Linked DNA regions of Homo sapiens: region 1 is linked to region 2. Evidence: chromatin contacts called from ENCODE Hi-C data. All regions are on one chromosome and are shown on one strand. The core of a region is the stretch at or near the end of the contact, and the rest is flanking DNA. Distances in the headings are between cores, read along the strand shown. Region 1 holds the start of PRUNE2 (prune homolog 2 with BCH domain). Region 2 holds the start of PCA3 (prostate cancer associated 3).

What was found. Hi-C counts contacts between places; a loop is a spot of excess contacts on that map. Pooled maps may share reads with other maps.
Region 1: a map of sigmoid colon shows a loop between it and region 2 (5-fold over the local background). The contact joins the promoter of PRUNE2 here to the promoter of PCA3 in region 2. A Hi-C loop is called at or near these places in 3 of 168 maps with a recorded cell type or tissue (ascending aorta, prostate gland and sigmoid colon) and 6 of 50 pooled maps.

The regions. Positions count from the first base shown.
Region 1 is chr9:76,904,826-76,907,525 of GRCh38, forward strand. It overlaps PRUNE2 (prune homolog 2 with BCH domain), which reads right to left and starts at 1,289. Exons shown (of 19, transcript NM_015225.3): 1 at 1,103-1,289. The coding sequence starts at 1,138. RefSeq lists a silencer at 1,359-1,418.
Region 2 is chr9:76,763,150-76,765,849 of GRCh38, forward strand. PCA3 (prostate cancer associated 3) reads left to right here and starts at 1,289. Exons shown (of 4, transcript NR_132312.2): 1 at 1,289-1,406. All of the region lies in intron 6 of PRUNE2 (prune homolog 2 with BCH domain), which reads right to left.

The sequences.
Region 1 (2,700 bases), core at 39-2,538, 140 kb after region 2:
TGCACTCTGAATGGTGGTTCAGGCATCTTTGGGCCCTCCCTTCCTGCACTCCCTTTGTTGTGCGAGGGTAAATGAGTTACAGTAATAACCCTGCAAATATCCTGCCTTGTGATTAAAACATTACCTTAATGCAGACTTTACATTTTGGCTTCTATGAAGGCTTAAAGGTTAAAGGCATCATAAATTATGCATTTCTTTCTATGCCAGGCCTGTAAAAGGTGCTTTTACAGTTCTTTAAAGATATTGCTTCTAAATGAGTACAGGCTTTTCTTTTTTTTTCTGCCAAAACAGAAACATTTCCATTATGTTTATTACTGCTGTGCTGGAGAGCCAAAACAGTTTGGAATTAAGAAACTGCTAGAGTCTGTTGTTTCAGAATGTGTAGCAACTGTTAACATACACAGTGGAGTTGCCCATTCACTGTTTGGACAGTGATATGGTAAACATGGGCTAACACACAGGTCTGCTCCCGGGAGAACGATGATCTGGTAAACTCCAGAACACCAACAGTTAGAGCTTTCCCCTTCTGCCTCCGCCCCAATTTACAGATGTGAACAGGAATTAGCGAGACACAAGACACACTAGAATATCCCTAACTCCTGCAGTGGAGCAAGCTCTATTCTGTGGATTCTCCAGTACCACACATGTCCTTGCTACCCAGCACCCTGACTTCCTCACTTTTGTCACCTCCAGCTGAAGTACAGTTCTAAGGGTCTCTTTTTTTCCTTTTACACTTACACGTAATGCATCTGCAGAAGGCTGGGCTCTTTATCTCAAGGAAGACCACACCCATTTATCCCTTAGCTTTCAGGAGCAAACTGCTGATTTAGGGACCGAAGCTGGACTGAAGCGACCCAACTTCAGCCAGGCCACAACCTCCTTCAGCTCTGCACCTCGTCTGGTTGCGGTGGAGGATTCTGGAGACAGATTGCCAGCTTTAAGAGCCAGAGTTCCTGAGATTTCTTCCAGGAGACAACCCGCACACCCTGATAACTCCGTGGCAAAGTTGTTTCTTCCTCCTCTGCTGCAACACCTTTTCCTCTCCACCTTTCCATTAGCATACGCGCGCGCGCACACACACAGCTTTGCTCACTCAACTTACCAGTTTAGATTTGGCGCGTTGCAAAAATTCTTCCATGTCGTGGCTAGGGGTTTGGAACCCGGGTACTCGGAGGGGCGCAGTGGAAAATCTCGGCCCAAGGAAGACGAGCGGGGTCCCGGGAAAGTGGCCCGCCGGGGCGCAGCGACCGACTGCTCCCTCCTGCCGCTCTGAGGCGGCTGCGGCGGAGGCTGTGCTTGCGCCCTCGACCGTCTCGCCCAGGGCTCCCCGCCCCACCCCTCGCCCGGCCGCCGGCTCTGGGCACCCGACTCTGCCCTAATAAGGAAAGTGGGTGTGCCGCCCAGGAGCCCCGGGGCGCGCCGGGCACGCTCTCTGGCACGCGCCTCGGGCGCCGTGGCGCGTGGGCGGAGGTGCAGGGGTATGGCGAGGGGCTCCTCCGCCAATCGCAGGGCCGTGCTGCGGCCTCCTGACGTGGCGCGCCGAAAGCTGCTGCAACCATGGACAGCGCCCAGAAGTGCGAGCCAAGTGCAAGGGGCTGCTGCAGAGGGAGGCTCTGCCGCAGGCACCGCCGCGGTCAGCGGGGGAAGGTGGGAAGAGGGAGACGGGTCCCAGGAGAGCCCCCGCCTCGCCCAGCGCCTCACTGGCTGGCTGGCGCGTTACGGAGCACTCCGGCGGTCACTTAATGATCTGGTCGGCTGGCCTGGCCGGGGGAGGCACTCAGCTAGATTGGCGTGGGAGGGACGAGGAGAGAAAGAGGGGAGTTACTGCTGAGCTAAAAGCAGTACGACCTTGATGGATAATAATCAGAAGAGCAGGCTAGGAGGTTGGGCGAGGCTGCGTCTTTCCTCCCTACCATGAAAACATGTCCACACAACAATGGGCATCCACAGTTCACCCCAACTAGGTGCCCTTATGTCAGCCCTGGGACTAATGCATAGATACATCCTTCTGCAGTTCCCATCCACTGACATGTACCCTCAGGGAAAGCTGGGGCAATAGAACCTTGCTAAGGTGAGGTGCAGTCTGCAGACCGGCAACATCAGCATCGCTGATCTTATAGAAATGCAGAACCTCAGTCCCCTGCTCCTACTTACCAAATCAGAATCTGTGTGTTTCTATGAGACCCTCAGATGATTTCTATGCTTGTTAAAGTTTAAGAAGTACTACAATGAACAAATGAACTTATATCTACAAACCTTATTTTAAATCATGGGGTTTTGTTGTATGTAGCCTTGTCCGGTCCCCAAACACACTACATCAGGCTTTCTCTGACCTCTGGGCTTTTGCACACCACCTGTAAGATCCTTCCAGCCCTTGTCCTAGCCCCCAGCCTCAGCTGTTCTACAGAAGTAGCCTCAACCCTGACTGCACAGTAAAATCACATCGTAATCACCTGAGACTTGAGAAAGTACTGATACCAGGGCTTTATCCCAGTCCAATTAAATTAATATCTCTGGGCATGGGGCCACAGCATTTCTGTGGAAAGTGACCCAAGTGATTCTAATGTGCAGTTCAGGTGTGATGCTCTGATTCTCGATGAACTTTACATGTATCTAAATCACTTAGAGGGCTTGATGAAACACAGATTTCCGTGCCCCATCCTTAGAATTTTAGCCCTAATAGGTGTGGCTTAATGGGCC
Region 2 (2,700 bases), core at 39-2,538:
TAGCATCATGACAAAAAGCCCAGGTGCTGCCTGCACTGGAAGTCAAGTCAATTACTGGTCATGAGATCTTGAGCAAGTTACTTAATTTCAGTTGCCACATCCATAAAATGGGATCATAGCAGGACTACTGGTGTCACAGAGTTACGTGAGGTTTAAATAAGTTACCTTAAAGGACTTAGTACAGTACCTGGTATACTATGTGGCTTAAGTATTAATAGGCTTTGCAGTAAGTGTAGTCATCTAAGTGAGCCATAACAAGCATAGGCGTGCTTCTGGGAGTGCTCACCCCAAGTCTGAATTAGACGCAACTACTCTCTACTCTCCTGGAGAAAACATACTCGTAATACCACTTCAAACACAAGCTGGTGGTGTACTTGCCCAGTTCTACCAATGAACTGGGATGACACAAAAGTAATGAACAGATGAAGTTTCATATCCCCCGTCCCCAAGAGAGGATCTGGTGTCGTCTATTTAGCTTCCTTGCCTCTCCTGTGCTCTCTGAGGACTGAGAGATTAAAAGCCACGTTGGTGGATACTGCAGAAGAGCAGGTGGGGAGGAGAATGGTATGGCAGTGACAGGAAGTGCTGGGAGGCCCAATATGGAGAAGGAGAGGGGTAGTGGGGAAGAGGGAGTGGGATAAAGGGCATGGGGAAGCATGGGGAAGAGGGAGCTTTCTTCTGTGTTTAGACAGTGAGAGGTGCCCATGAGTCAATAAATAAAAGAGGAAAGGAAATTTAATGAGTTGCCATGGACTAAGCACTTCGATTGAGTTACACTGTTTGAAAGATATTAGTAAAGATGGGAACTCACATTTGGACAAGACTTCACTAGAGGAGCACCTTAGGAATTGACCTGTGGATCTCAACTTCGTTAGGGTTAAAAGATTATTTGTTGGGCAAGGGTAGGACCAATAACCTCATTCACAATGCATTCATTGATTCGTTGATTCACAGAGCAAATACTTCTGAACAACTCCTGTGTTTCTGGCACTGTTCTAGGCACCAGTGATATAGGAGCCAACAAGACAGACATGTCACTGCTCTCATGGAGCTGCATTTCAGTGCATGGAGGCAGAAAACAAACAAACAAATAAATAAATAAATAAATAAATAAGATAATTTTTAATAGCAACGTGTCAACATAGTGTGACGGGAAGGAGCATGATGAGACAGAAGGAAGGTTTAAACTGGGAAATCTGAGAAATGGTATGGTTGTATGTGGGTTGGCATTCTTGCATGATGGGAGTGGCCACCTGCTTTCATATTCTGAAGTCAGAGTGTTCCAGACAGAAGAAATAGCAAGTGCCGAGAAGCTGGCATCAGAAAAACAGAGGGGAGATTTGTGTGGCTGCAGCCGAGGGAGACCAGGAAGATCTGCATGGTGGGAAGGACCTGATGATACAGAGGTCTGTAGGCCATGGGAATGGGTTTGGAATTTTATTCAAAGAGCTATGGGAAGTGACTAGAAGGTTTAAAGTTGGGGAAGAGGTTTTGTGTTTCTGTTATATTTGTGTTTTATACAAATTACTCTGGTTGCTGTGTTGATAGGACAGCAGAAGGGTAGGAGCAGGGACACCAGTTAAGTTATTGCAATGGTTAAGGTGAGAGGTGGTGGCTGGGCCTAGGCCTTTTTGGAGTGAACAAGCTATTTGCTTGGCTTCCATGATCCTTCTCCCTCCACTGGAATGGAAGGTACTTGATATTAGAGATTTTTGTCTGTTTCATCACTACTGTAACCCCAATGTCTACAACAGACTCTGGCACATAGAAGACACTTGTTTAATGTTGCTGACTAACTATACTGAGAGAGAAGAATGATGCAGAGCAGATTTAGAGAAAAAGTCAAAGGTTCTGTTTAGCACATGTTAAATTTGAGATACCCATTAGATATTTAAATGGAGATATCAAGCAGGCAAGTTAGAGATATACGTTTTGAGTTCAGTAGCAGATGTACATTTGTTGGGGGCGTGACATTAACATATAACCACTTAGAGTGGACATGCAGTTAGAGAAAAGTCAATGAGCTGGAACCAAGCTGGGAATTCCAACATGTAGAAGTTAAACACAAGAGGAGGAGCCAGCAAAGGAAACAGAAACAGAGCTTCCAGCAGGTGGGGGGCATTTGGAAGAAAACGATGCCATAGAAGCCAAGATGAAATAGACATCAAGGAGAAGGAAGTAGTCAATTGTTTTGAATGCTATGAAGAAAGATAAGAATAGGTAAATAGTCCTTATATTTGATAACAGAGGTCACTAGTGATCTTGATGAGGGGTTTCAATAGAATGGTGGGATTATATACCTCCCTGGATTCAACTGAGGTAAGGAAGGCATACAGAATAGAGACAGGCACTATAAACAGCTCTCATAATTGCATTCTAGCAATTAGCACACTGTCTGATGGGGAGGTGGCTCAATCTTTCTTGCATAACTGAATGAATGAGTAAACTATCTATCCATCCATCTATCCATCCATCCCTCCACCCATCCTTCCCTCCATCCATCCATGGGGTTTGAGCCTTCAAATGTAGAAGGCACAGCCTTATCTAGTGAGAAGACATTTGGATTAGGAGTTAAGAGACAGAATCATACATCCACAGTCACTGTTTAGCTTTCTGAACTTGTCCAAACCAGTGCTTTTCTGGGACTCACTTTCCTTATCTATGAAATGGAGAGGTTAGTTTAGATAACCTCTAAGATCC